2 separate regions of the Homo sapiens genome follow, and region 1 is linked to region 2. A link is an interaction called in ENCODE POLR2A ChIA-PET data of the cell type or tissue named here. Cell type or tissue: PC-9. All regions are shown on one strand. Links, peaks and the distances in the headings refer to the core of each region. The heading gives the core; the rest is flanking DNA. Region 1 has its middle 33 kb from the start of ZMYND11. Region 2 holds the start of LOC124902362 (a long non-coding RNA gene).

Region 1 (15,251 bases), core at 3,626-11,625, 240 kb before region 2:
CAATCACCTTCCACCAGGTCCCTTCCTTGACACATGGGGATTACAATTTGAGATGAGATTTGGGTGAGGCACAGAGCCAAACTATATCACTCTATCCCTGGCCCCTCCAAAATCTCATGTCTTTCTCACGTTTCACAACACAATCATGCCTCCCCAACAGTCCCCCAAAGCCTTAACTCATTCCAACATTAACTCAAAAGTCCAAGTCCAAAGTCTCATCTGAGACAAGGAAAGTCCCTTCTGCCTATGAGCCTGTAAAATCAAAAGCAAGTCAGTTACTTCCAAAATACAATGGGGGTACAGGCATTGAATAAATGCTCCCATTCCAAATGAGAGTAATTGGCTAAAACAAAGGGGCTACAGGTCCCATACAAGTCCAAAACCCAACAGGGCAGTCATTAAATCTTTTCTAATTTTAATTTTTATTTTATTTGAAGTTCTGGGGTACATGTTCAGGATGTATAAGTTGGTTAATAAACATTTTAAAAGACATTCTGACAGGTGAGAGATGATATCTCATTGTGGTTTTAATTTTAATTTCTCTAGTGATTAGTAATGCTGAGCATTTTTTCATATAGCTGTTAGCTATTTGCATGTCTTCTTTTAAGAAATGGTTTTATCACTGGAATGCAAGGATGGTATGCCAATATGATATTTGCAACATATGCAAATCAATAAATGTGACATGCCACATTAACAGAATTTAAAGACAAAAACCATATAATGATCTCATTCGATGCCAAAAACCATTTGACAAAATTTAATATCCTTGTATGATAAAAACTCTTATCTTCCATTCTCTAAGCAAAGAGAGAGAGAGAGAGATGAAAAAAACCTTTCACCAGATTAGACATAGAAGGCGTGTACCTCTTTAAGGATACCCCTGAGTGCAATTTTTTTGAAGAAGAAAAAGAACTGTAACTCAACACAATAAAGTTCATTTATGAGAAGCCAACTGCTAACATCATACTTACAGCTTGTCCTGTAAGATCTGGAACAAGACAAGGATTTCTACTGTCTTAGTCTGTTTGTGTTGCTCAACAAAATGCCTGAGGCCAGGTCATTTATAAGGAAAAGAAGCTTATTTGGCTCACATTTCTGCAGGCTGTACAAGCATGGTGCCAAATCTAGGGCAGTCATTAAATCTTAAAGCTCCAAAGTAATATCCTTTGACTCCATGTCCCACATACAGGGCATGCTGATGCAAAAGGTGGGCTCTCAAGGCCTTGAGAAAAATCCATTTTCTGGGAAGAAACTCAAGCCAGGTTTAGAAATTTGCATATGATTTGGGCAGCTCTGCCCCTGTGGCTCTGCAGGGCACAGCCCCTGCAGCTGCTTTCATGGGCTGGTGCTGAGTGCCTGTGGCTTTTCCAGGTGCACGGTGCAAGCTGTCAATGGAACTACCATTCTGCAGTCTGGAGGATGGTGACCCTCTTCTCACAGCTCAACTAGGCAGTGCCCCTGTGGGGGCTCTGTGTGGGGGCTCCAACACCACATTTCATTTCTGCATTGCCTTAGTAGAGGTTCTCCATGAGGGCTCCACCCCTGCAGCAGACTTCTGCCTAGGCATTCACTTGTTTCCATACATCCTCTGAAATCTAAGCAGATGCTTCTAAAGCTCAGTTCTTGCCTTCTACACACCTGCAGGCCCAACACCACGTGTAAGCCATTAAAGCTTGGGGCTGGCACCCTCTCAAGCTATGGCCCAAGCTGCACCTTGGCCCCTTTTAGCCACAGCTGGAACTGGAGTGGCTGAGATGCAGGGCACCAATTCTCAAGGCTGCACAGAGCAGTGGGGTCCTGGACCTGGCCCACACAACCATTTTTTCCTCTTAGGCCTCCAGGCCTGTGATGGAAGGGGCTGCTGTGAAGATCTCTGACATGCCCTGGAGACATTTTCCCCATTGTCTTGGTGATTAATATTTGGCTTCTCTTAACTTAGGCAAATTAAGCTGCAGCCAGCTTGAATTTCTCCCCAGAAAATGGGTTTTTCTTTTCTATCACATGGTCAGGCTGCAAATTTTCCAAACTTTTATGCTCTGCTTCTCTTTTAAACATAAGTTACAATTTCAGATCATCTCTGTGTGAATGCATATGACTGTATGCTTTCAGAAAAAGCCAAGTCACATCTTGAATGCTTTGCTGCTTAGAAATTTCTTCTGCCAAACACCCTAAATCATCTCTCTCAAGTTCAAAGTTTCACAGATCTCTAGGAGAGGGGCACAATGCCACCATTGTCTTTGGTAAAGCATAGCAAGTGTGACCTTTAGACCAGTTCCCAATATGTTCCTCATCTTCATCTAAGACCACCTCAGCCTAGATGTTCATTGTCCATATCACTAGCATTTTGGTCAAAGCCATTCAACAAGTCTCTAGGAAATTCCAAACCTTCACATCTTCCTGTCTTCTTCTGAGGCCTTCAAACTGATCCAATTATCCAGTTCCAATGTCATGTCCTGTTACCCAATGTCTGCCTGTTACCCAGTTCCAATGTCACTTCCACATTTTCAGGTATCTTTATAGAAATGTCCCACTTCTCTCAATACCAATTTTCTGTATTAGTTTGTTTCACACTGCTATTAAGAACTACCTGAGACTGTCACTTAGAAAGAAAAGAGTTTTAATTGACTCACAGTTCTGCATGGCTGGGTAGGCCTCAGGAAATTTACAATCACAGTGGAAGGCAAAGGAGAAGCAAGGTGCATCCTACGTGGTGTCATGAGGGGGCAGGGGGATCATACAACCTTTAAACCATCAGATTTCGTGAGAAGTCACTCACTATCATGAGAACAGCATGGGGGAACCACGTCCATGATCAAATCACCGCCCACTAGGTCCCTCCCTTGACATGTGGGGATTACAATTTCAGATGAGATTTGGGTGGGGACAAGAGTCAAACCATATCAGACCAATTTCTTTGAAGATCCCTAATTTAAAAGAAAGAAAAGCATACTTAAGAAGCAACTAAATAATTCAGTGATTCTCACGAATAGGCCTAAAGGAAAACTTATGAGTATGCCTGAGTGTTTATAGATGGTAATATATTTTGCGCATTGAGGGTTGATACACATGTATGTATGTATGTACTCTTGATTTTAAGAATTAGTGTTAGTATTGTCTTCTTTCTAAATACCTTTCCTAAGTGATTTTATCCATTCTCTTTATTTAAACACCTACTGTAAACAAAAAATAAAATTCTAAGCTCCCCAACCATCTGAATGGCATTTCCTCTTTGCCAAGGGTATCCTAAAGTTAACCTGTAAAACGAGTTCAGGCTATGATGGGAAGGGAGAGTTGGACATGTCTTATTACCATTAACATCAACACAGACCTTAAGACTGTTAGGACAGACTCTTTAAGCCTGATAGGAAACATTTGCCATCTATTCTCTCTGAAGCCACAATGTATTTCAAAAAGTATAGGTTAAGGGTGTATCTTCTGGACCCTCCCGGCTGGGATGACTAGGTCTGAAGTGACTAATCCACTCCAGCATCCCAATCTCCCTAAGCCTTTGGATCCCTCCTCTACATTAAACCGAAGGGGATCAGGCATTTCTAGCTCATTCACAGTGTTTTTGTTTGTTTGTTTGTTTTTGAGATGGAGTCTCACTCTACCGCCCAGGCTGGAGAGCAGTGGTGCGATCTCAGCTCACTGCAAGCTCTGACTCCCGGGTTCATGCCATTCTCCTGCCTCAGCCTCCCGAGTAGCTGGGGCTACAGGTACCCACCATCACGCCCAGCTAATTTTTTGTATTTCTAGTAGACATGGGGTTTTACTGTGTTAGCCAGGATTGTCTCGATCTCCTGACCTTGTGATCTGCCTGCCTCAGCCTCCCAAAGGGCTGGGATTACTGGCGTGAGCCACCGCGCCTGGCCCCACAGTGGATCTTTTAATCCATATTTCAGCTAACCAAGCAAATAAATGATTAGAGCCTTTTTTAACTCCCTGAGCGGCAACATTAAATGCAGAATCCCTGCTTAGTGGGCCCAAATTAATAAATTCATCCCGACCCAACGCTATGTTCCTTCCACCATTATCCCACACTCTTAATATCCATTCCCATGCCTGTTCTCCAGATTTCTGCTTTTTGCATAAATTAGAAAACTCAAGCCGTTCTTTTGGAGTGTACCGCACCTCCTCATGGGTCACACTCTGAGCTTCACCTCTAGGTGCCCACCAGGACTTTGGTCTAGGGATAGGTCTAGAAGCAAACAAGGGTGTTGCAGGTGGGAAATGAGAAGAATCAACATTGTCTTGCCTGGCAACTGCCTCAGGGGAGGCCATCGTGGTTGCCTCAGGCACACAGGGTTTATCTCCTCATGCAAAGATGGAAAGGCTGATGGCAGTGTGGGCCGGGGAGGGGATGTTGCCACTACTGGGGATAGGGAAGTTGTTTCTTCTGGCAAAAGAGGCTCATCAGATTTCACCAGCTCAGTGTTCCTAGTTTCATCAGGGTCCTCCTGCATGTCCCTATTCCAAGTTGCAGGTTCCCATTCTTTTCCAATCAATACCCTCACCTTAACAGCAGACACCTGGCAAGGGTGTGTGTGCACCTTTCATTGCAGGTCAGCCACGCACATGATAAGAGCTTGTGTCTGATTTTCCACAATTTCAGCTCTTTCTCTACAGGAGATAAGACTCTTGCTCAGGGCAATCTTAGAAGATTTGAGGCTCAGTATCTACTTCTGAAGTTGGGAGTTAGAATCCCTGAGTTCATCATTTTCTTTCACTACTTTGGCCAGTGAACTTAGAAGCAACCAATCAACTTCATTACATTCCTTGGTTCTCCACATATGGTCAAAAGTATTATGTATAGTGTCACTAAACTCCTTGCCTTTCATGAGCAGTGTATCAGGAGTATCAGACGCATTTATTTCGCATAACTCTCTAAACAGTTCATGCCAAGGACTATCGCTGTTCTCCATACTATTAGAAGTAGGGTCCTTAGCATTTTTGGGTCTAATCATACTAACCAGCCAACTCCAGAAACCCCAAAACCAATGAAAGACCTCCATCTTTAATATTCTGTTCCTCTAGAACCACTCCTGATACCAAAATCTGTATTCGTCAGGGTTCTCTAGAGGGATAGAACTAATAGGATAGATGTAGATAGAAAGGGAAGTTTATCAAGGAGTACTGACTCACACGATCATAAGGTGAGGTCCCACTTGCAGGTAGGCCATCTGCAAGCTGAGGAGCAAGGACTCCAGTCGGAGTCTCACAGCTGAAGAAGTTGGAGTTTGATGTTCGAGGGCAGGAAGCATCCAGCATGGGAGAAATATGTAGGCCACAAGATTAAACCAGTCTAGTCTTTCCATGTTCTTCTCCCTGCTTTTATTGAGTCCTTGCTGGCAGCTGATTGAGGGTAGGTCTCGTTTTCCAGTCCACTGACTCAAATGTTAATCTCCTTTGGCAACACCCTCGCAGACACACTAAAGAACAATACCTTGCATCCTTCAATCCAATGAAGGTGACACTCAATATTAACCATCACAATAACTAATACGTTTTTATAGGGAATAAAGCACATATTTCCCATGATACCTGTAGAATTGTGTTTCTCTGGCCTGAATATAGGTTGGATTGGTTTAAATGTGAATTTTGTTTTACAATATTTATATGTCAATTGTAAATTCTGAGCACTTTCGAGTCAGAGCATACCTTTTTTTTTTTTTTTTTTTTGAGATGGAGTCTCGCTCTGTCACCTAGGCTGGAGTGCAGTGGTGTGATCTCAGCTAGCTGCAACCTCCACCTCCCAGGTTCAAGCGATTCTCCTGCCTGAGCCTGCCGAGCAGTTGGGATTACAGGTGCCCACCACCACATCTGGCTAATTTTTGAAATTTTAGTAGAGACGGGGTTTCACCACGTGGGCCAGGCTGGTTTCGAACTCCTGACCCCAGGTGATCCACCCGCCTCAGCTTCCCAAAGTGCTGGGATTACAGGTGTGAGCCATCGCGCCTGGCCAAATCATTACTTTTGAAGAAATAGTTAACAATGATTATTTCTTTTTGAATGACAATAAATTTTATTAATAAGTTAAACATATTTATATGTAATGTAAATTTTTTGTATCGGGTGCAGTGGTTCATGCCCGTTATCCTAGCACTTTGGGAGGCCAAGGTGTTAATATTGCTTGAGCAGGGGAGTTTGAGACCAGCCTGGGAAACATGGTGAAACCTCATATCTACAAAAAAATACGAAAATTAGCCTGGTGTTGTGGCATGTGCCTGTAGTCCCAGCTACTCGGGAGGCTAAACGGGGAGGTCAAGTCCGCAGTGAGCCATGACTGTGCCACTGCACTCCAACCTCAGTGACAGAGTGAGATCGCGTCTCAAAAAACTTTATTTAAAATCAAAGTAAACAAAATGTATATAAATTCCTCTCCAGTGATTTACTATTCAAGCTCTGGATGGATTATGTGATTTTCATGACAATGACATACCTGCTCTACTCTCAGACAAGCACAGTATAATAAATAGAAAAATTAGGAGTGCTATTGACTGAATTGTGTCTGTCCAAAATTCATATCTTGAAGCCCTAACTTCTTATGTGACTGTAACATGGCCTTCATAAGGATAGGGCCCTGATACAATGATACAATAGAATTAGTGTCCTTATAAGAGGCATCGAAAAACTCTCTTCCTCTATCTCTCTCTTCTCCCACCATGCAAGGACACCGTGAGAAGGCAGCTGTCCACTAGCCAGGAAGCGAGTGCTCACCAAAAACCAAACTGGCTAGAACGTTAATCTTGAACTTTCCAGCCTTCAGAACTGTGAGAAAATAAATTTCTGTTGTTTAACCTACCCCATCTATGAAATTTTGTTATGGTAGCCTGAATAGACTAATAAGAATAAATTAAAATTCCATATCCCTTGACTAAATTTTATTCATGTCTTATGCTTTGGCAATCTTTAGCCAGTACTGCTATCAATTAATTTTATTTTTCATTCCTCTATTCCAGTTTAACAAAGCCACTGCGGTAACAGAGGAGGGAAAGGAGAAGCAAGGAGTAGAGAGACTCTATATGCCAGGCAAGTGCCTCATTAAATGTTAACTTTTTATGATTCACAGTGCTTAAGTGTATTAGGAGACCAAAATGTGTTTTATGAAAATTGAAGGCAAATCTGAATGGAAGAGGGTTCCTTGATTTAGCCCCTGTCTTGTCCGACCAAGGTAAGGTTACAGAGATGAAGTTTTATAGTGTAAATGCAAAGAGTACTTGCCTTGGATTCAGATAAATTTGGGTATATGATCCTGGAAAACCCACTTAGACATTCTGAAATTTAATTTCTCCCATGTAAAACAGGAATAATAAAGTCTACCTTACAGAGCATCCTGAGAATCGAGATAGCATATAGTACTATGTTAAATGACTGCTGTTATTGCTAAAAGAAAGAAGTTAACTCAGAGGAACTATGGTGTTTGAACTGACTAGCAATAAAAGCTGAATGCAGTGCAAAATTTTGTCTCTAAGAACTACACACCTAAACTATGCACTACACATAGAAAGGCAGTATTTTAAAACCTAAGGCTATCTATGTAGTTTTGTTTTAATGGAAAAAATCACAAGAAGCCTGCACTCCATTTGTAGAAGAATTGTTACTTCCTCATATCTAGAGCTACCTGTGGCCTTAGACTTGGCTATTTCTATAGAGCTAAGCTCTTGTCCCAGCTTCTTGTTCTTAAACACGGAGCTCTGCCTCTGGGAGTTTTAAACCAAAAACACAATTTTAAGCTCCCCTTGCCACCCCAACTATTTGAATGGACTTCCTCCTAGGCCAGATCACTCTAAAATGCAACTGAAAGATTACTTCAGGCCGTGGAGGGAAGTGGGGGTCAGACATGCCTCATTATACCCTCCAGTGTTAACATCAACACAGACCTTAAGTCTGATAAGAAACATTTACAACCTAGTCTCTCTGAAGCCTGCTACCTGAAGGCTTAATCTGGATGATAAAACTTCGGTGGCTTATGCCTGTAATCCCAGCACTTTGGGAGGCTGAGGCAGGCGGATCACGAGGTCAGGAGATCGAGACCATCCTGGCTAACATGGTGAAACCCCATCTCTACTAAAAATATTAAAAAAATTCGCTGGGCACGGTAGTGGGCGCCTGTAGTCCCAGCTACTTGGTAGGCTGAGGCAGGAGAATGGCGTGAATCCAGGAGGCGGACCTTGCAGTGAACAGAGATCGTGCCACTGCACTCCAGCCTGGGCTACACAGCGAGACTCCGTCTCAAAAAAAACAAAAACAAAAAACAAAACAAAACAGAACAGAAAAAAAACTTTGGTCTCCACTACCTCTTATTGTAACATTCGTTTCTATTGATAGTAACTTTTTCGACCAATTACCTGCCACAAAATTTAAAAATCTACTTATAAACCGGAAGCACCCCCTCACCCCCAGCCCCACGCTCAACTCGTGCATCGTTCTGGACCAAACCAATGTATATCTTAAATGTATGTGGTAGATGTTTGACTCTTTTCATCCACAGAGTACAGAATTCTAACCCTGTGGTGTGATTCCTGAGATCTGTGTCTAGCTAGTGGTTTCAAGCCTTATTTACAAAGATGAATTTTGATTCTTTTCAATTAAAAAATCTTTCATTTGATTAATCTCATGTTAATGAATATAATGGAATTGTATTCCAATGACTAAAAATAAGTCAGCAGTGACAGAAAAGAAAACTTGTTCCCAGATCAGGACCTGTTTGTCAATAAAAAAGCGCCAAGAAGTTATTACTTCCTGCAATATATAAACGGAAATGTCCAAAAAGAGACAACTAAACCTTAGTTCAAAAAAAGGGAAATCATAAACCTCTGTACCCTGTTGATTGGCATTCATTATTCGACCTAAAAAATGTAAAATTATACAAAGTCACTTCTATGCACGTACAAGCGTGATACACATACTGTTACCGGATCCTTGAGGTGTCACTTTTCTGGCCGGTGGTGCCTTTGCCTGAGTTTTGATCGGGCACTCTGGGTTCGTTCCACACACTTGGCCTGGAAGGTTGCGCTTGGCTTATGCTACCAGCCTGGATCCCATGCCTGCCAGGGGTGAGCCAGGCATGGGGCAGCAAGAGGTGTGTGAGCGAGCACTGGGTCTGGCCACAGTGCAGTTAGACATGCCGGCTGCTGCAGTGGGATGGGCAGCTCCAGGTGCTGACACCAGCTCTCTGCAAGGCTGCAGCTGGACCAGGTGCACTGCAAGCACCTTCCACGGCTGGCACCAGGGAACACAGCGATGCCTGGAAGCTTAGAGATGCCAGAACCACAGGGACCTAAAGAGGGAGTCACAGCCCTGACTCAGGGAACTCCCAGGTCTGGGCTTCCCAAAGGGCCACGGCTATTCTTTCATTCTCTTTGCCCACAACATGGCAAGCAAGGGGCATGTTTCAGCCCTGTTTGTGTTACAGCTCTTTTAGCCCTGCCATTCAATGGGTTCTGAGTTCTTGTCCTGCGACAAGGCAGAATGAGGTACACAGTCAAGTGGAGGGTGAGCCAGCCAAAGAGAAGCTTTATTGAATGATACAGAACAGCTCAGAGGAGACCCACAGTGGGTAGCTCCTTTCCACAGCCAGGGTGTTCCAACGAGTGTTCAGCTCCTAGCAAGGAGGAGGCCCTGGAGTGAAAAGCTCCTTTCTGCAGGCAAGTCACCCTGTCATCTTTCCAGCTCTCAGCAGAGAAGTGGCCCTGGAGTGCGTAGCTTCTCTCTGCTGGCAGGTCATCCCAATGTCTGCTCAGTCCCAGCTGAGCCTGGAGCTTTTATGGGCCTCAGAGGGGAGGAAGTGCATGCCAATTGGTCCATGGGCAAATCCAGAAAAGGCACCTCAAGTTCCCACTCTGGTCTGCGGGACTGGCAGCCCAGTCACCAGCCTTTAGGACCCCCTTGGCCTGAAGGTGAGGCCTCACCAGGCCCCGCCCCCCCCCCGCCCTTCCACCCTGGAACCTGTTTGTTTCCTGCTGTTCCTGGTGCCCAGGCTGTAGGTGCCAAGGGGTGCCTGCAGGCCAGTGCCAAGCTTCCCTCAGCACCCCCTTGACTTCCCTCCTATGCTGATCAGCACCCAAAGTCCAGAGGGATCCAAGGCGACAGGGGGCTGGTATGTTAGCACCGCCCTGAGTGTGTGCACACCCGGCTGGGCTGTGAAAGCACCCAGGCTTGGCCCCGACTTTGCTCCAAGATTGGAGCAGGGGCTGACAGCAGGAAGAAGTCAGGCAGTGCAAGCAGGCGCTCTGGAGCCTGTGAGGGGAGAAGGGGGGCCTTCCTGGGTCCCCGAGAGTGCAGACATGCCTGGGTCCACAGCCACGGTTTGGGTGGCTGCAGCTGCACCTGGAAGGGCGGGGCTCCTGGAAGGGCGGGGCTCCTGCCTGCCTCTGCCTCCCTCCTACCACCAAGAGCACAGGGAGGCCCGGCCCACAGTCACGACTTGGGCAGCTGCAGCTGCACCTGGGAGGGCGGGGCTCCTGCCTGCCTCTGCCTCCCTCCTACCACCAAGAGCACAGGGAGGTCCGGCCCGCAGCCACGACTTGGGCAGCTGCAGCTGCACCTGGAAGGGCGGGGCTCCTGCCTGCTCTGTGGAGGGGGAGACCTGGGTCCACAGCTGTGACTAGAGTGGCTGCAGCAGCACCCAGGGAGCTCCTGCCCCAACTTGGAAGGGGTAGGGCTCCCTCTTGTTCCTGGCTCCTGCCGCTGCCATCAATACTACTGCCACATGCTACTCCAGATGTCAAAGGCACATATTAAACCACCACCGAGTAACAGCATCTACCAAAAACAATCAAAATCTTCAAATAAAATATTTAGTGAACACATAAATAGATACTCAGATACTCTATTTTGTCAGACTTTGCCTAGAATAACTTAGAAAACTTCTGATATTCACTTGTAAAGTTTAAGAATGATTGATACATACATTAATATGGAAGAGACAATTATTAACCTTAAATACACAAGGACAGGACAGAAATAGAATTTTACATCAGAAGATATTATTTCTCATTACTATGAGATACTATTACCTGAGTTTCAAAAGTAGTGATGAAAGGAGTCAAGCTCTATAAAAATATTTAAAGAAGTTTATTCTGAGCCAAATAGGAGCGGCCAAGGCTCAAGGCCCCGTCTCGTGTGGTAATGAGAACATTTTCCCAAGGTCATTGAGCTATAGCTTGGTTTTATATGTTTTATGGAGACATAAGACATCAATCAATGCATTTGCAGTATGCATTGGTTCCATGTAGAAAGGAGGGACAACTTGAACGGTTGGGACTTACAGGTCATAGGCAGATTCAAAGATTTTCTGATTGGCAAATGGTTGAAAGAGTTGTTATCTAAAGGCTTGGAATCAATAGAAAGGAGTGGCTGCGTCAAGATAAGGGGTTGTGGAGATCAGGATTCTTATTATGTAGACAAAGCCACCCTTAGAGACAATCGATAGCGAGTGTTTCTTATTCAGACCCTCCAAAGGGTGCTAGACTCTCAGTTTCTCTTCAGGATTGGGAGGGCCTGGAACAGCGAAAGATCTACTTACATTATTAGAGGTTCTTTACAGGTAGAATTTCCCTCCACAAGAATGGCTTTGCAGGCCATTTCAAAATATTACAAATAAACATATTTGGGGGTAAAATATTTTGATTTCCTTCTTTATCTGTCATGTGAAATTATGCCAGGGTCAGATTGGAAAGTAAGCCATGTTATATAGGGTTAAATAAAACCCATCTGAAGAGATTTTATGGTTTGTAGCCATGACTCCCTATGTTACCAGAAAGGGGACCCAATCTAGAACCCAAGAGAGGGTCCTTGGACCTCACGGATTAAAGAATTATAGCCGAGTCCATAAAGTGAAAGCAATTTCATTAAGAAAGCAAAGTAATAAAGGAACGGCTACTCTATAGACAGAGCAGCAACATGGGCTGAATGGCTAAATATACTTATAGTTATTTCTTGATTATGTGCTGAACAAGGCGTGAATTCATCATGAGGTTTCCAGGAAAGGGGTGGGCAATTCCTGGAATTAAGGGTTCTTTCCCTTTTTAGACCACATAGGGTAACTTCCTGATGTTGCCAAGGCATTTGTAAACTGTTGTGGTGCTGGTGGACGTGTCTTTTAACATGCCAGTGCATTATCATTAGTGTATGATGAGCAGCGAGGACAACCAGAGGTCACTTTTGTAGCCGTCTTGGTTTTGGCGAATTTTGGCTGGCTTCTTTATTTACCACAACCTGTTTTATCAGCAAGGTCTTTGTGACCTGAATCTTGTGCTGACCTCCTATCTCATCCTTTGACTAAGAACACCTAACCTCCTGGGAAGGTAGCCCAGTAGGTCTCAGCCTTATTTTACCCAGCCCCTGTTGAAGATGGAATTGCTCTTGTTCAAATGCCTCTGACACCTAGGCCCCTTAGATAGGAATTTGGACAAGAGAAGAAAAAGGTCAGTTTCATCCTCAATAGCAATAAATAATACTACATAAGTAAATATATGTGATAGTAATTAAATTTAACCTCCCATAGTAAGCCTTTCATGTGGCTTCTTAAGTTTTTTTTATTTTGTATACATATACATGAAACTTAACATCTGTGACTATTATGAAGACAAAGCATATGTCTAGGAAATTAATGTACTTAATGGGGAAATGAAGAATATTGTGTAATTTAACATAACGACCCAGGAGCCTAGAAGGAAAAATTATGTTCTTTAATCCTCAGGGTTTTCTTTGTTGGAAAATAAAAAAGCAAAGCAATAGACAATGGAACCCATCCACCCCCAAAAGAAGGAAGAAGAAGAAGAAAAAAAAAAGAAAGAAACAAAGCAAAGCTCAGGAGGAATGGAATACACAGATCTATACACCAGGCAGAGAAGCAGTTGTTCTTGATCCCTTTCTGATGAGATAAAGACTTCTAAAATCTTGGGATGCAGCTGAGATTGCTATTTAAGTGGACAGAGCATTATAGGCCAGCTCCTTTGTGAGCTTCATACCCTACATGTGTGCTACTTTCAGCATGACCTGCCTCTACTTTTTGCAGGGGGACTACAATGTGGGTTTGGATGGCAAAAGCTCCTGGAGTGATTCCCTAGGGGTCAAAGCTTCCTTCTGGGAGGAGTGGCTAAAACAAGTAAATTTTCCTTTCACAATCTTAACCCTTCCAAGCTTTCCCTCTCAAAGTTTCTTCTCCCTACTGCGTGCCCCCCGCCACAAAGTCTGTATGTAGATTGAGCAGTTCAGTTGATTTTTGTGAAAGAGAGAGGTTAACTTGGTGACATCGTTTGAACCACACATCAATTAAGGGAATGAGAACGAAACCTAAGTTTTGACATTGTAAAGTTTTCTTTCAAGCATAGCAACTCTGCCTCATTTGTGTTTCAGACAATGTTGTTCCATCATCAATGTATTTGAAATATTGAAATGACAAAACTCAATGATTTTATGTCTCTTTGCAATGTAAGACATAATCTCTTTATAGGACGAAAGCTGAATATAATTGGTAGACTATTAAATGAGAATTGTATGTTTCATCAAACTGCTGAGCTAATAAATTCTAAAAGTCATCTATTAACTAAACAATAGGAGATTAGCTGGACACACTACTTTTTATTTATAATAAGTAATTTTTATTTATAATATTTTTATTTATAATAAATGTCAGCAATGTTAAGATATATCACATTTATTATTTTACTACCATGATGATTACAGCACTTTTAATCTCAAACTAAGTCTTACAGAATGTATGTTCCTTTGAAGAAAAATTTCTATTTTTTTTTTGTTTTGAGACACAGTCTCACTCTGTTACCCAGGCTGGAGTGTAGTGGCATGATCTCGGCTCACTGCAACCTCCGCTTCCTGGGTTCAAGTGATTCTCCTGCCTCAGCCTCCCGAGTAGCTGGGATTACAGGCATGCACCACCATGCCTGGATAATTTTTGTATTTTTAGTAGAAATAGGTTTTCACCATGTTGGCCAGGCTGGTCTTGAACTCCTGACCTCAAGTGATCTGCCCGCCTTGGCCTCCCAAAGTACTGGGATTACAGGTGTGAACCACTGCTCCCGCCCTAAGAATTTCGTATAATCATGCTTAGGCATAAGAATAACTCTTTTTTTAAAAAAACAAAAAACAAAAAACAACGGAGTTTCATGCTTGTTGCCCAGGCTAGAGTGCAACGGCACAATTTCGGCTCACTGCAACCTCCACCTCCTGGGTTCAAGCCATTCTCCTGCCTCAGCCTCCCGAGTAGCTGAGATTACAAGCACCCGCCTCCATGCCCGGCTAATTTTTGTATCTTTAGTAGACAGGGTTTCACCATGCTGGCCAGGCTGGTCTTGAACTCCTGACCTCAGATGAACTCCATCCGCCTCGCCATCCCAAAGTGCTAGGATTACAGGTGTGAGCCACTGTGCCCAGCCAAGAAAAACTTCTAAAGTTCTTAAATTTCCATCAAATTATTAAACTACAGAATGATTAAATGTAAAATTTGTAACATTGTAATAACTGCTTAGATTATTCTTTGTTGTAGAAGATTTAGCATCTTATAAAAATTGGGTCTGAGAAGAACAGATGTTTCTTTAACCAGCCAGATGCAAATAACTATAAGGCCACACTACCCAACATGGTAGCCAGTGGTCACTAATATTTAAATTAAATGAAATAAAAAATACAGTCCATCAATTGCACTGGCCTTTCTGCCAAGTGCTGAACAGATCTGTATGACCAGTGGCTACTGTATTGGATGGTGCAGATACAGGACATTCCCGTTATCTCAGAGAGTTCTCCTGGGCATTGCTGCTCTAAGGAGAAGGCACCAGAAAAAGAGGAGCTAGGTGGATGAGGAGTGTAGGGGAAGGGAGATGAGCTCAGTGGCCATATTTCCTCAATGTGCAGCCATCCTTTCCTTTTCCCAGTGTCATCTCGTAATGGGAAGAAATAGATGAAAGGTTTTCTCTCTTACAGAGTTTGAAATGCTGCTTGTCCTGTGATGAGCTCAATCAGGACTGATTGAATGATGATGCCTCACTTTCACATACAGATGTAGCCCAACAAGATTCCAATAGATGTGGTGTTACAAATCCTTTAGTATGAAGGCATAGTGAATCCAGTTATTACAGAAAAATATGCCCTTGGCAAATTGGGAGAAGGTTAATTTTACATTCTAGCATTCTCTTAAGTATCAATGGACTCTTCTAACAAAAGGCATCAATAAGCTTTATGAATCTTCAAAGTTGTCTGTATGACAGATAAATTGTCAGTCTTTAAAT
Region 2 (15,251 bases), core at 2,958-10,957:
CTGTGGGTTCCTCACCCCTGGCTTCAACCATGAATCAAAGATATTCATGAAAAAATCTGCATCTATACCTAACTTGTAGATTTTCTTATCATTAGTGACTAAACAACATAGTACAACTATTCACACAGCATTTACATTGTGTTAGGTATTACAAGTAATCCAGAAATTATTTAAAACATGAGAGAGGAAGTGCATAGGTGATGTGCTCGTATGATGCCATTTTATATCAGGGACTTGAGCATCCTCGCTCTTTGCTTTCTGCAGTGGTCCCGGAACCTATCTCCTCCGTGGACACCGAGGGACGACTTTCTAGCAAATAGTGACCTTTCCAAGGGTTTAATACTTTGAGAACAGGGTTAGGCACATAAGGGGTGAATATCAGGCCTCGAATTTTTACTCTGCTGTAAACTGGCCATTTCATCTTAGTTTTAAAAATTTTACTGTGGTAAAACATATGTAACATAACATTTACCATATTAACCACTTCTTTTCTTTTTTTCTGAGACAGAGTCTTACTTTGTCACCCAGGCTAGAGTGCAGTGGTGTGATCACAGCTCACTGTAGCCCTGACCTCATGGGCTCAAGTGATCCTCCCACTTCCCAAGTATCTGGGACTAGAGGCACGTACCACCATGACTGGGACTAGAGACTAGAGGCACATACCACCATGACTGGCTAACTTAAAACTTTTTTTGTGGAGATGGGGTCTCACTATGTTGCCCAAGCTGGTCTTGAACGCCTAGGTTCAAGCAATCCTCCTGCCTCGGACACCCAAAGTCATTTTAACCATTTCTAAGTGTCCCTGGAAGTGGCTTCCTCAAAAATACACATCAGCATTAATGATTTGCTCTGTCAGAATTGTCAGCACACAACGGGCTTGGGAACCCAGTGTGAATTCCTGGCCAGAGAATTTCAAATATACTTGTGAAAACTAAATATAGTTTCACCTCCCTCCTCATCACCATAAATAAGAAATCAACATTAAGAAAACACAAATCTTGACAGCAGAAACAAATAGAAAACCCAACTCATGATTTCCTAATTGCCCTTACCTCACTCAATACAGCAAATTTTGATTAATTGCTGTATTAGCCAAAATTGATTTTTGGCACTGGCAATAAATTCTGCTATGGACAAGACAAACCTACTTAAGAGCAGGTTGCTTATTCTCAAGACATTATTCTCTGAGAATGTTGGGAACCTGAGCTGTTCTTCAGATCTTAACTTCAAAAAGAATAAAAATAGACATTTTGGTAAGTAATACACATTCGCACATTAGCAATTTGATGATTTCAGATTACTAACCTGACAAAATATACCAACAACTGAAAACTCTCCTAACTTGGGAATTCAACAAGACAGGTTCATCTCACCTGGGGGTCCTGGGTCATACCCTGTCTGCCAGCAGGCATGCCATCCAGCCCAGGGTCTCCCTACACACTTGAGTTACTGCAATGAAGCACTTTATTATTTTTTATTGTTGAGACAGAGTCTCACTCCGTCGCCCAGGTTGGAGTGCAGTGGTGCATTCTTGGCTCAATGCAACCTCTGCCTCCTGGGTTCAAGTGATTCTCCTGCCTCATGCTCCTGAGTAGCTGGGATGACAGGCGTGTGCCACCACGCCAGGCTAATTTTTGTATTTTTAGCAGAGACGAGGTTTCATCATGTTGGCCAGGCTGGTCTCAAACTCCTGACCTCAAGTGATCCACCCACCTCAGCCTCCCAAAGTGCTGGGATTACCTGCATGAGCCACCGCACCCGGCCTATTCTTTTTAAAACACCCGTCGGCTTTATTTAGGTATACTTTGCATACCCTAAGTTTCACTCATTTTAAGCACAGAATGGCTTTTAATAAAATTGAAGAGTTGTAAAATGGTCACTACTCTAGAACATTCCCATCACCTGAAAGGGATCCCGTGTCCATCTGCAGTCAGTCCCATTTCCAGCCCTAGCCCCAGTCATCATTCTACTTTGTTTACAAATTTGCCTTTTCTGGACACTGCCTACCACACAGCCACACTTCCCTCCCTCAGCAGGTGCTTCTGAGCTCATCCTGTGCAGAAGCACCCACCATGTGGACGTGGCAGGCGTCACCTGTTCAGTCACCTGCTAGCGGATACCTGGATTGTTTCCTTGTGTTGACCGAGGTTCCAGGGAACTTACACCAAGTCTCTGAGTGGATGTTCGCTTTCCTTTCTCCTAGGAGTGCAGCTGCTGAGTCAATGCAGCAAGTCTGCTTAATTAAGATCATGCCAAACAGTGGCTTCCCCATTTTACATTCCCACTATCAATGTATGAGAATTCGTTTTTCCACCTTCTTGGTTACTGTTGCTTTGCAGTGTAAGTTTTGAAGTCAGAAAACACGAGCTCTCCAACTTTATTTCCTGTGTTTTCGGTGACAGCATTCTAGTGGGTGTGAAGTGGTATCTCACTGTGGTTTTAATTTGCATTTCCCTAATTAACGCTAGGTATCTTTTCACGTCCTTATTGGCCATTTGTATGTCTTCTTCTGGTGAGATATCTATTCAGATCTCTTGCCCGTGTTTATGTTGCTTGTTTCTGAGTTTTGAGTGTTTATTACATAGGCTGGGTGCAGTGGCTCACGCCTGTAATCCCAGCACTTTGGGAGGCTGAAGCGGGCAGATTACTTGAGGTAAGGAGTTCAAGACCAGCCTGGCCAACATGGCAAAACACTGTCTCTACTAAAAATACAAAAAAAATAGCCAGGTGTGGTGGTGCATGCCTGTACTTCCAGCTACTTGGGAGGCTGAGGCAGGAGAATCACTTGAACCTTGGAGGCAGAGGTGGCAGTAAGCTGAGATCAAGCTACTGCACTCCAGCCCGGGTGACAGAGCAAGACTGTCTCAAAAAAAAAAAAAAAAAAAAAGAAAAAATTTATTACATAGGTGCTTAGAAGTGCTTCATGAGATTTATAATTTGCAAATATTTTTTCCCAGACTGTGGCTTGTCTTTCTACTTAATTCTGTCTTTTGATATACAAAAGTTTTAAATTTTGTTCCAGTCCAGTTTATCAGTATTTATGTAGTATACCTTTGATGAACTCTGTGCCTAACCAAGATTATGAAAATTTACTCCTGTGTTTTCTAAAATTTTTATAATTTTTGCTCTTACATTAAGATCTATGATCCACTTGAACTAACTTAGGTATATGACGTTGAGTCAAGGTTTAATCTTTTTTCCTTTTCATGTGAATGTCCGAATTTCCCAGCATCTGTTGTTGGAAAAACTTTTCTTCATTGAATTGCTCGGGTAACTCTATTAAAAAATTATTTGACCATAAATATAAGGGTTTATTTCTGGACTCTCAATTCTGTTTCTCATATATATAATCACTCTATCTCAATGCCAGTACATTGTTCTGGTTATTGCAGCTTTGCAATATTTTTGAAATCAGGAATGAGAAGTTCTGAATTCTCCAATTTTGTTAACCTATTTTAAAACTGCTTTCACTATTGTGGGTCCTTTATATTTACTTCAGGATATTATCAATTTCTGCCCCAAAAAACCCCCAAAAAATAGCCTGCCAAGATTTTGGTAGGAATTACATTGAACCTATAAAGCAATGTGGGGAGAACTACCATTTTAATAATATTGAATCTTCCAATACATGAATACAGGCTATCTGACACAATTTTTAAAAACAGGTGTAATCTTAAAAAATATTTTGAAACAATACCATTATACTCATATGTCTCAGATAAACAATCCTCTATGACAGAAGAAAGCTTTAGGATGAGGACACAAATTATTTGTGTTACTTAACTTTCAAACAATCACAAAGTTATAGAAAATGTACAAGTACGTTTAAAATAATTCTCTCTCCTTGGATTATCTAATGGTGAATCACTGACCTGATGCGTAATCCCAGACACTTCAGGGGGGATTTCCAACAAACAAGTCTATTTTCCTCCATAAACACCTAAGCCATCAAAATCAGAAAACCAACGCATTCCTCCTGTCCCAGCTCAGACCCTGTTCAAGTTTCTCTAGCCATCCCCAATTACCCAGTTTGCACAGGCACACTGCAAGAAAGTGGTCGGCTCTCAGCTTCCCGCTGCCCAGAGCGAGTTTCTGGATGTTTCCGTGACTCTCACGACACCAGGCTTTGGGAAGATTCTAGGCAGGTGCATTGTCCAATCAGTCCCCTAACTTGGGGGCTGGTGCTTCCACATGGGGAGATCCAGGACAGGCATCTTCGGCAGGAGTATCGCGGATGCGGCTCTCTTCATCCCACCCGCTGTGTGCTACAGGCTTCACCATCACTGAGGTTTGCCTGGACCAGCTGGTTCAGGCTTTTCCACCATGAAGACTCTCTTTCCTTTAACTATTTCGTGGATGGCTACTATAGAAATCCTCACTTCTCATCAAGCTTTCCATTTGTTCATCTGTGTATCTGAATAGTTGGAAAATTTCCTATTTTACTCAAAGTGTTACAACCTGTTGCAATCTTTATTCTTGAGACAGGGTCTCGCTCTGTCACCCAGGCTTGAGTGCAGTGGCGTGATCTCAGCTTACTGCAACCTCAACCACCCAGGCTCAAGTGATCCTCCACCTCAGCCTCCCAAGTAGTTGGGACCACAGGCGCACACCACTACACCCGGCTAACTAAAAAAAAAATGTTTTTGTAGGCTAGGTGTGGTGGTTCATGCCTATAATTCCAACACTTTGGGAGGCTGAGGTGGGAGGATAGCTTGAGCCCAGGAGTTCAAAACCAGCCTGGGCAACATGGCAAGACGCCATCTCTAAAAAAAAATTTAAAAATCAGCATCCCTGAGGTCCCAGGATAGCGATGCTTTGGTCAAGGATGGGTCCGTGTACAATGGTGGTCTCATGAGCCTGTAACGAAGCTGAAAAATTTCTACTGCCTAGAGATGCTGAAGCACACCACGTTACTTGTGTTGGTGGTGGTAACTGGTCTAAACAAACCTGTGCTGCCAGTCATATAAAAGCACAGCACATACAATCATGTCTTCAGTTCTGTTTACACGATGAATCACATTTTTTTATTTGCATATGATACCTAGCATCTTAGAGATGAAGCCTACTTGGGCACGGTGGATTAGGTTTTTGATGAGCATATACAATTATGTACACAACTTAATACTTTAACCATGATGACAAACAACTGTTACTGGTTTATGAATTTACTGTACTTTGTTATTTTACAGCATCCTCCTACTTATAAAAAAGAAAGTAAATTGTAAAACAGCCTCAGTGGGTCCTTCAGGAGGGTCTTCCAGGAGAAGGTATTGTTATCCTAGGAGATCATGGCTCCGTCTGCGTCCTGTCCCTGAAGGCCCTCCAGTGGGACAAGAGGTGGAGGGGAAAACAGTGACACTGAACACCCTGGCCCTGTGGAGGCCTAGGCAGCTGTGTGTGTGTGTGTTGTGGAGGCCTAGACTGGTGTGTGTGCGCGTGTTGTGGAGGCCTAGGCAGGTGTGTGTGTGTGTGTGTGTGTGTGTTGTGGAGGCCTAGACTGGTGTGTGCGCGTGTGTGTGTGTTGTGGAGGCCTAGGCAGCTGTGTGTGTGTGTGTTGTGGAGGCCTAGGCAGCTGTGTGTGTGTGTGTGTGTGTTGTGGAGGCCTAGACTGGTGTGTGTGTGTGTGTGTGTGTGTTGTGGAGGCCTAGACTGGTGTGTGTGTGCGTGTGTGTGTTGTGGAGGCCTAGGCAGCTGTGTGTGTGTGTGTGTTGTGGAGGCCTAGGCTGATGTGTGCATGCGTGTGGTGGAGGCCTAGGCAGCTGTCTGTGTGTGCAAGTGTGTGTGGTGGAGGCCTAGGCCGGTGTGTGTGTGTTGTGGAGGCCTAGGCTGATGTGTGTGTGTGTTCTGTGGAGGCCTAGGCAGCTGTGTGTGTGTGTGCACGTGTGTTGTGGAGGCCTAGGCAGGTGTGTGCGCGCGTGTGTGTTGTGGAGGCCTAGGCAGCTGTGTGTGTGTCGTGGAGGCCTACGTAGCTGTGTGTGTGTGTTGTGGAGGCCTAGGCTGATTGTGTGTGCGTGTGTGTTGTGGAGGCCTAAGCTGATGTGTATGTGTGTGCTGTGGAGGCCTAGACAGTCTGTGTGTGTGTGCGTGCGTGTGTGTTGTAGAGGCCTAGGAAGCTGTGTGTGTGCTGTGGAGGCCTAGGCTGATGTGTGTGTGTGTGTTCTGTGGAGGCCTAGGCAGCTGTGTGTGTGTGCGCACGTGTGTTGTGGAGGCGTAGGCCGGTGTGTGTACGCGTGTGTGTTGTGGAGGCCTAGGCAGCTGTGTGTGTGTTGTGGAGGCCTAGGCTGATGTGTGTGTGTGTTGTGGAGGACTAGGCTGATGTGTGTGTGTGTTCTGTGAAGGCCTAGGCAGCTGTGTGTGTGCACGTGTGTCGTGGAGGCCTACGCAGCTGTGTGTGTGTGTTGTGGAGGCCTAGGTTGATGTGTGTGCACGTGTGTTGTAGAGGCCTAGGAAGCTGTGTGTGTGTGTTGTGGAGGCCTAGGCTGATGTGTATGTGTGTGCTGTGGAGGCCTAGACAGTCGTGTGTGTGTGTGCGTGTGTGTGTGTTGTAGAGGCCTAGGAAGCTGTGTGTGTGCTGTGGAGGCCTAGGCTGATGTGTATGCGTGTATATATTAGTTTTTAACAAAAGCTTCAAATGTTTTTTAAAATTTAATAGAAAGCAGCTTATAAAGGAGATAAATTATTTTTGTATAGTTGTATAATGTGTTTGTGTTATAAGCTAAGTGTTTTTATAGATGAGTCAAAAATGTTACAAATTAAAACGTTAAGGTTAAAAAGTTACAGTAAGCGAAGGTTAATTTATTACTGAAGAACTAAAAATATTTTTGACAAACTTGGCGTAGCCAAAGTGTCTGGTATTTACAGAGGCCACAATAGTGTGCAGTCGTGTCCTGGCCTCACGTTCAGGTGCCGCTTACTCACCAACTCGCCAACTCACCTGGGCAACCTCCACTCCTGCCAGCTCCAGTCATGGGAAATGCCCTACACAGTTTTTTTTTTTTTTTCCCACCTTCTATACCATCTTTTTACTGTACCTTTTCTGTGTTTAAATATGTCTCGACACACGACCACTTACCATCACGTTACCGCTGCCCACAGCATTCAGTGCACTAACACGCTGCACAGGACTGCGGACTGGGTGTGTCAGGCTGTACCAGCCAAGTCTGTGCAAGCAAACTCCATGTTTACATAATGAAATCGCCCATTTGGAACGTACCCCCATGACTAACGCCTGGCCGCACTGATTTCTAATTCCCCACACGGAGCCGATCTCCCTCGGCTGCTGCCGATTCTTAGAACAAGCTCTGACTCCCCCACGCTGCACCCTGCCTGGCTGGCACTGCCCACGCCACCTGCACGCTGCACCCTGCCTGGCTCCCACAGCCCACGCCACCTGCACGCTGCACGCTGCACCCTGCCTGGCTCCCACAGCCCACCCCACCTGCACCCTGCACCCTGCCTGGCTCCCACAGCCCACGCCACCTGCACCCTGCACCCTGCCTGGCTCCCACAATGCACCCTGCCTGGCTCCCACAGCCCACGCCAGGACACCCCTCTGTGGACTCCCCTCCTCCGACGTGGGCTTGGGCACCCTGCGCGGCTGCCCCCACCAAGACACACTCCCCACCCTGCTACACTCTTAGGAGCACAGCCTGAGGTCGAGGCGTCCTCAAATTTACACCCCCAGGGCCTCTTCTGCCTGATTCTCTTCCCAGACCTGCTGAACTGCATGGGAAAGGGAAGTCATTATTATTTTTAACTTATGTATTAGTCATTGTGGATCTAGGACCCAAGTGCTTTTTTTGTTTTTTAAAAGCAAGTCCATTGGGATCTGTTTCTATAGAGATTTTTTTCTTTTTTAATGGGAAGATTCATGGCTATATTTATTTTGACTGTTGCAAGGGCAATCAACAGAATACTGTGATCTTGTGACTTCTGAGTTAGTAACATTTTGCAGGAAAGATGCTTGTCAAATTTCATCGCAACCTGGACAAACCCTTAAAGAGTGTATTGTTATTGTGGGTTCACACGGAGAACTTACTTTCCCTGCAACAAACATCTTCTCTCTGGTTTCCATGGGGAGCCAGGCTTGGTAAGCCTGCAGGCAGGAGGCTTCCATCGGCTGGCTTCAGTTTTACTGGTATACTTTGCCAAATGAAATACGGTCACCCTACAAGGGCCGTTGTTCAGAACAGACCTCTGCCGTTCAGCTTGGCGCATATACCTGAGGCCATGTTCTGAGCGATTTTCCAAGAAAAAAAAATTTACTCACAATGTTATGGCATTTTGGATTGAGGCAAAAATCATTAAATATTTCATTTATTCAGTTTTATCTGCTTTCTCAAAAAGCTGAATTGTCCTAATTAGAATATCGGTATTTTTCAAAAATACAGAATTACATTTTAATACAACTTAATACTATTAAATATTAGTCACACATTAAAAATATTTGTTCCAGAAGAGTGTTGACAGGAGAAAAAAATCTGACTGGGTGCGGTGGCGCACGAGGGCGAGGCGGGCAGATCACTTGAGGTCAGGAGTTCAAGACCAGCCTGGCCAACATGGTGAAACCTTGTCTCTACTAAAAATACAAAAATTAGCAGGGCGTGGTGGCAGGCACCTCTAATCCCAGCTACTCGGGAGGCTGAGACATGAGAATCGCTGGAACCCAGGAGGCAGAGGTTGCAGTGAGCTGAGATTGTGGCACTGCACTTCAGCCTGGGTGACAGAGCAAGACTGTCTCAAAAAAAAAAAAAGATAAAAGATCCACTATAAATTTTGAGAAAATCATAACCAATTTCATACTGTAGCGTCTCAGTTTTATAAATATATTAACATATATTTATTCATAAAATGTGTAAAGAAGATTTATGAGTGAAATTATTTTTATGTTTGTGTTAGCTTTAAAATACCCATTTAAAAAAAAAGGGGGGAAAGCAGGCGGATAATACAAAACTGCTAAAATGCTGAAATGTGAAGCTGGATGATGGTCACGGGTGTTTATTACTGGACATGCTCTATGCTTACTTGCTTGAAAACGCTCCATTAGAAAATGAACTCTGAAAACTATATGCCCAATGCTAATAGTGGGTATTTATTGGTAACACTCTTTATCAGGTGCTATGATTGTTGATGGCTTTATTTTCTTCTTCATATTTTCTATAATTTCTACAATGAACATGTATGTATAATCAGACAAAAAAGCCAAGAAACATCCATAAGTTTTTCTGGTCATTCATTCATCCCATAAATACTTGCTGAGCACCTGCTGTAAGCCAGGCTCCGAGCCGGCTGCTGGGTAGAGTGCCGCACCCCAGGGAACGCTCAGCCCTCGTGGACTCACCTCTGGGCTTGCCCAGCCTAAGCCCCGCAGTAACAGCTGGGGTGAAGCCTGAGGGAGGTGACAGCCTGCAATGCCTGCTGGCCCAGCGAGAACCCAGGCCCAGCACCATCGCCAGGTTTTACAGGCATAAGAACCAAGCCTGGAGCCTGGGAGTCTTCTGATTGTCAGAAATAAAGGTCCGCAACAGACGGCTCTCCAAAATGCTCCTTCCCTGCTGCAGAAAGTCAAAGTCACCCCAGGTGCTGCTTTCCCCGAGAGCCAAGTCCACCAGGAGAAGTAGAGGGACACGGGTAAGCCCCAGGCCTCCTCTGGCAGGAGTGGGGGTGTGGGGGCAGTGCTTAGGTTGCCTGGCTGGGTCTAAGGTCTGGAGAGGAAGGTGCATGATTTTTTTTAATGTAAAGATATAGAGAGGCATCTTACCTGCAGAGGCACCAGAGGACAAATCCCAGTCCACAGTAAGGGTCCAGGCAGATGGCCACTTCTCTAGAGGGGTAAAGTTCACACTGCAGCTTAATGGAACGGCAGAAGGCACTGGTGGCTGCGTGAGACATCTGCAAAATACAAGGCTGTGTTAAACGCATCGGACCTGACACCCTCAGACACCCGGGACAATACGGGGCTGCAGGGAACGCAAGGCTGTGTTGAACGCATCGGACCTGACACCCTCAGACACCCGGGACAATACGGGGCTGCACTGAACGCAAGGCTGTTTTGAACGCATCGGACCTGACACCCTCAGAAACCCGGGACAATACGGGGCTGCACTGAACGCAAGGCTGTGTTGAACGCATCGGGCCTGACACCCTCAGACACCCGGGACAATACGGGGCTGCACTGAATGCATGGGACTTCATACCCAAGGATACCTACAAGACAATAAAGCCGCATTAAATGCGTGGGGCCTGACACCCAAAGACATCTTTAAGACAATAAGGCCAAATGAAATGTATGCTGGCCTGGTGCAGTGGCTCATACCTGTAATCAAAACACTTCAGGAGGCCAAGGTGGGATGGTCACTTGAGCCCAGGAGTTCCCGGCTGCAGTGAGCTATGATTACCACTGCACTCCAGCCTGGACAACGGAGTGAGACCCTGTCTCTTCAATAAATTTTAGAGAACAAAACCCAAAAGAACAACAAATGCACGATACCTGGCCCCAAAGGCCCAAAGCTGTTTTTAGGACTGGCGACAACTGTCACCAAGCTGGGCTATGTTGTGTCTGGGGAATGTGAGTGGCTGATATTTTCACTGGAGTTCTCATTTTCAATGAGTAAACCTCACTCAGAACTGTTGGTCCTCCAGGACCTAGCAACTCTAGCTATTGAAATAGTGCGTTTGAACAGCAAGTCATGGAGGAAGGGGTTCTCGTGTAACCCACTCTCTCTCTTTTTTTTTTTTTGAGATGGAGTCTTGCCCTGTCGCCCAGGCTGGAGTGCAGTGGTGCGATCTCCGCTCACTGCAAACTCCGCCTCCCAGGTTCACACCATTCTCCTGCCTCAGCCTCCCAAGGAGCTGGGGTTACAGGCGCCCGCCACCACGCCCGGCTAATTTTTTGTATTTTTAGTAGAGACAGGGTTTCCCCATGTTAGGCAGGATGGTCTCGATCTCCTGACCTCGTGATCCACCCGCCTCGGCCTCCCAAAGTGCTGGGATTACAGGCACGAGACACCGCGCCTGGCCTCGTGTGACCCTCTCTCTAACACACCGTCCCACAGGTAGGGGAGGCACCACGGTGCATTCCTCTGCTGGTCGAGGCCCTGTCTTATTCACGGCTATCTCCACGGCTGGACATAGCCTCTGCTGTGCAGCATGTGGCCAGCAAGACCTGCTGGGTGGCTCAGCTGTCTTAATGATCAGAAAGTGAAGGCTCACAGAAGTTAAAGATTTTGCTGCCTGTGACATAAGTTAGAGCTAGGAGTTAGAGCCCAGGTCCTCCTACACTCCAGGGCCCTTCACTATCTTCCACCATCCTGCATGGAGATGGTGGCTAAAATCCAATCATCCCATCATGACCAGACAGTGAAGAGCTTCCGCATCTTCCTCTTCCCTAATCCCTGTAATAGTCCCCCTACAGTCTGTGTGTAATGTCAATTATTTTGAAATACAATAAAATATATTAATAAGATCAATTTTCTCACAGAAGCTTTCTAGCCAAACAAACCTCAGAGGAAAAAGGAAGTCAAAGCAGCATACAAAATGGTCTGATTTTTGCGGTTTTAAAACACGTCACGGCTGGGCAAGGTGGCTCACGCCTGTGATCCCAGCACTTTGGGAGGCCGAGGCGGGCAGATCACAAGGTCAGGAGATCGAGAACATCCTGGCTAACACAGTGAAACCCCATCTCTACTAAACATACAAAAAATTAGCTAGGGGTGGTGGCGCATGCCTGTAGTCCCAGCTACTCAGGAGGCTGAGGCAGGAGAATCGCTTGAACCAAGAGGGCGGAGGTTGCAGTGAGCTGAGATCGCACCACTGCACTCCAGCCTGGGCAACAGAGCAAGACTCCATCTCAAACAAAAAAACATGTCACAAGTTGATCTGAAGTAGAATGTCACCAGAGCTAAACTGTAAAGGGACCAGCACAGAGCCTTGTAATAACTGGGGAAATCCAAATGCCTGGCTCCCCATCATTCATTCATCACTCCAGCAAGAGGTGAGAGAACTTGGAGGTGGGAGTCCTCCCACTGTAAAACGTTCCATCACTATTGGAAGTTCTGCCTGGGAGAAGGTTTCGTAACTGTTTTACTATATTCATACAGGGGAACGTAGAATTATTATAAAATGTAAAATGTAAATAATTCTTTTTAGCTTGCTTTTAAGGCAAATTTTTGTTTAAAGGAGAAATGAGACTGAATTTATACAACATCCATCCAGACTCCTGCCTCCCTGGATTAGGAGTTAGTCAAACCCTGCCTCCTAAAATTACCCACCCACTCAGATCAGCAACTAGAGCAAGCCTGCCCTGAACTGCTGCTCTGTGCAAAGCACTATTTCTAGGTGGAGAATTCAGTTCTTCAGCTTAGCAAATACTAAATACCGAGAGCTTGTGATCAGACACTGTGTTAAGCGCTGGAGATGAACCGAAGAGTAAGACACAGCCCTGCCCTCAGGATCCAGTGGGAATTCACAGACGAGGGCATGGACAACCGTGTATGGGGTGTAAGAGAGGCTGCTCCCAACACCCTGGCTGTGGGTCACAAAGCCAGCGGGGCCTTTGCGGGACTTCAGCAGAGAAACAGGAATTGACACCACTTAAAGAAAAGCAGCCAGGAACGTTCTGATGGTCTACTCTACGTCAGACGCTGAGACTATAAGCGGGCCATGAAACGGTATGACTGGAAGCAGCTGCTTCTCTTCTGGCTATGACAGTGGGAGGGTCACAGCTAACTTCAGACCACAGTAAGTAAATCATCTTGATCTGAAAACATTTCTTTTCAAAAGCTTTTGAAAAATTATTTTATTTCATATTGTAGCTACTTTGGTATTCCACCTCAGTTCTACTAAGAGGTGGACAGAGCGTGAGAACTGTGCGAGGTAAAGCCAGCTCACCCGTCAGACCCACAGATGGGGGCAGACGGCACACAAGGCTGCGAAGTCCCCAAGGGTGGGGCGGGGGCGGGGCGGGGGGGGGTTTGCACGGCACCTCGGCAAGGGCGGCATCTGAGCTGAGAGGGTCATGATGATTTCTAATAGAGCCCAGGTTAAAACGCTAGAAAGTGCAGTGTGCAGAAATTTATCACAGAGCGTTCGGATTTGAGAACCAGCAAGAGAAAAACATTCGCAGTGTTCTACTGTCAGCTGAGACAGTGTTCACATAAAAACATACTTGGGGCATTTGGACAGAATCAGTCAGCCTGGTTAAGGATGGAAATGGTCATACGTGTCATACCGTGAATGAAACACGTATGTATACCTCTTTCCACATCTCAGTCTGACTACACGAGAGGCGCTGAGAGCCAGCACGTGACCTGCCACCTCCAGCACGCTCCGCAGTTGCCTCCATGGCCACCGCCCGCAGCCACCCCCCTCACCTTTACGCCAGCTAGCATCCCAGTTGTGGACACGCTGAAGTCGAGATATGCAAGAGTGTCTGGGTTGCAAGGTTTGCAGATCTGGGCAGGCCGCTTCTTTGGCAAATCATCTGGAGAGGAACATGACTATCAGCAGATCCAGCCTGAGCAAGGCCGTGAGCAAACCACCTTCTGCAGCTAAAGCACCAACCTGTGTCCAGGATGAGGGGCCACGTCCTGACGTCCACAGCCGCCGCCGCCTCCCTGGACCGCAGCAACTTACAGATCAGCTGTGTCGTCATCAGACAGGCAGAGCGACTCACCTGGCATCAGAGAGCGAGAATGGAGCCATGAACGTGGACCCAGATGAAAGCGTGCTCACTTCACACGGGTCTCCTGCTTACTACATACACTAAAACCATGTAGCTTTAACGGGCAGATGAGGTTACCGAGCCCTCCTGCTGGCTAAGGTAGGACAGAGCTAGGAGTCTAGTTGTGGAGGCACGGGGGCAGGGCATGCGGCCTGAAGCTGCTGCATCTGCACTTCCTGGGCCCAGTGCATCCACAGCGTTGTGACATGTGCAGAAAAGAGCTCACTGCTCACACCATTAGATCTGTTCTCCTGGAAACCCCACACACACACACCCAGACACATCGCGCACAGTTCTCCCGGAAACGTCACACACACCCAGGCACATCGCGCACAGTTCTCCCGGAAACCCCACAAACACCCATCCCAGACACACCGCGCATAGTTCTCCCGGAAACCCCCCACACCCCCAACCCAGACACACTGCGCATAGTTCTCCCGGAAACCCCACACTCACCCAACCCAGACACATCGCGCATAGTTCTCCCGGGAACCCTACATACACCCAACCCAGACACATCACGTATAGTTCTCCCGGAAACGTCACACTCACCCAGACACACCGCGCATAGTTCTCCCGGAAACCCCACACTCACCCAACCCAGACACATCGCGCATAGTTCTCCCGGGAACCCTACATACACCCAACCCAGACACATCACGTATAGTTCTCCCGGAAACGTCACACTCACCCAGACACACCGCGCATAGTTCTCCCGGAAACCCCACACTCACCCAACCCAGACACATCGCGCATAGTTCTCCCGGGAACCCTACATACACCCAACCCAGACACATCACGTATAGTTCTCCCGGAAACGTCACACTCACCCAGACACACCACGCATAGTTCTCCCGGAAACCCCACACTCACCCAACCCAGACACATCGCGCATAGTTCTCCCGGGAACCCTACATACACCCAACCCAGACACATCACGTATAGTTCTCCCGGAAACGTCACACTCACCCAGACACACCGCGCATAGTTCTCCCAGGAACCCCACACTCACCCAACCCAGACACACCGCGCATAGTTCTCCCGGGAACCCCACACTCACCCAACCCAGACATATCGCGTATAGTTCTCCTGGAAACGTCACACACACCCAACCCAGACACATCGCGCATAGTTCTCCCGGAAACGTCACACACACCCAGACACATCGCGCATAGTTCTCCCGGAAACCCCACACTCACCCAACCCAGACATATCGCGTATAGTTCTCCCGGAAACGTCACACACACCCAACCCAGACATATCGCGTATAGTTCTCCCGGAAACGTCACACACACCCAACCCAGACACATCGCGCATAGTTCTCCCGGAAACCCCACACGCACCCAGACACATCGCGCATAGTTCTCCCGGAAACCCCACACTCACCCAACCCAGACACATCGCGCATAGTTCTCCTGGAAACCCCACACTCACCCAACCCAGACACACCGCGCATAGTTCTCCCGGGAACCCCACACTCACCCAACCCAGACATATCGCGTATAGTTCTCCCGGAAACGTCACACACACC

What was found. Peaks named below come from ENCODE experiments on the same cell type or tissue, not always from the same donor. Only the 100,000 strongest peaks of a DNase experiment are listed, where the experiment ranks them.
Region 1: POLR2A ChIA-PET joins it to region 2 with 16 read pairs; 2 of 35 experiments call an interaction of 5 or more read pairs at or near these places.

What each region holds. Positions count from the first base shown.
Region 1 is chr10:94,893-110,143 of GRCh38, forward strand. No RefSeq gene overlaps it. Among named protein-coding and RNA genes, the nearest start is that of ZMYND11, 33 kb to the right of the region's middle. In PC-9, for the core only: no CTCF peak of the experiment used is centred there; no DNase peak of the experiment used is centred there.
Region 2 is chr10:331,439-346,689 of GRCh38, forward strand. It overlaps DIP2C (disco interacting protein 2 homolog C), which reads right to left. Exons shown (of 37, transcript NM_014974.3): 27 at 13,561-13,672; 28 at 13,371-13,480; 29 at 9,761-9,891. LOC124902362 (a long non-coding RNA gene) reads right to left here and starts at 9,754. Exons shown (of 2, transcript XR_007062030.1): 1 at 9,341-9,754; 2 at 3,587-4,414. RefSeq lists an enhancer at 13,146-14,345. In PC-9, for the core only: no CTCF peak of the experiment used is centred there; no DNase peak of the experiment used is centred there.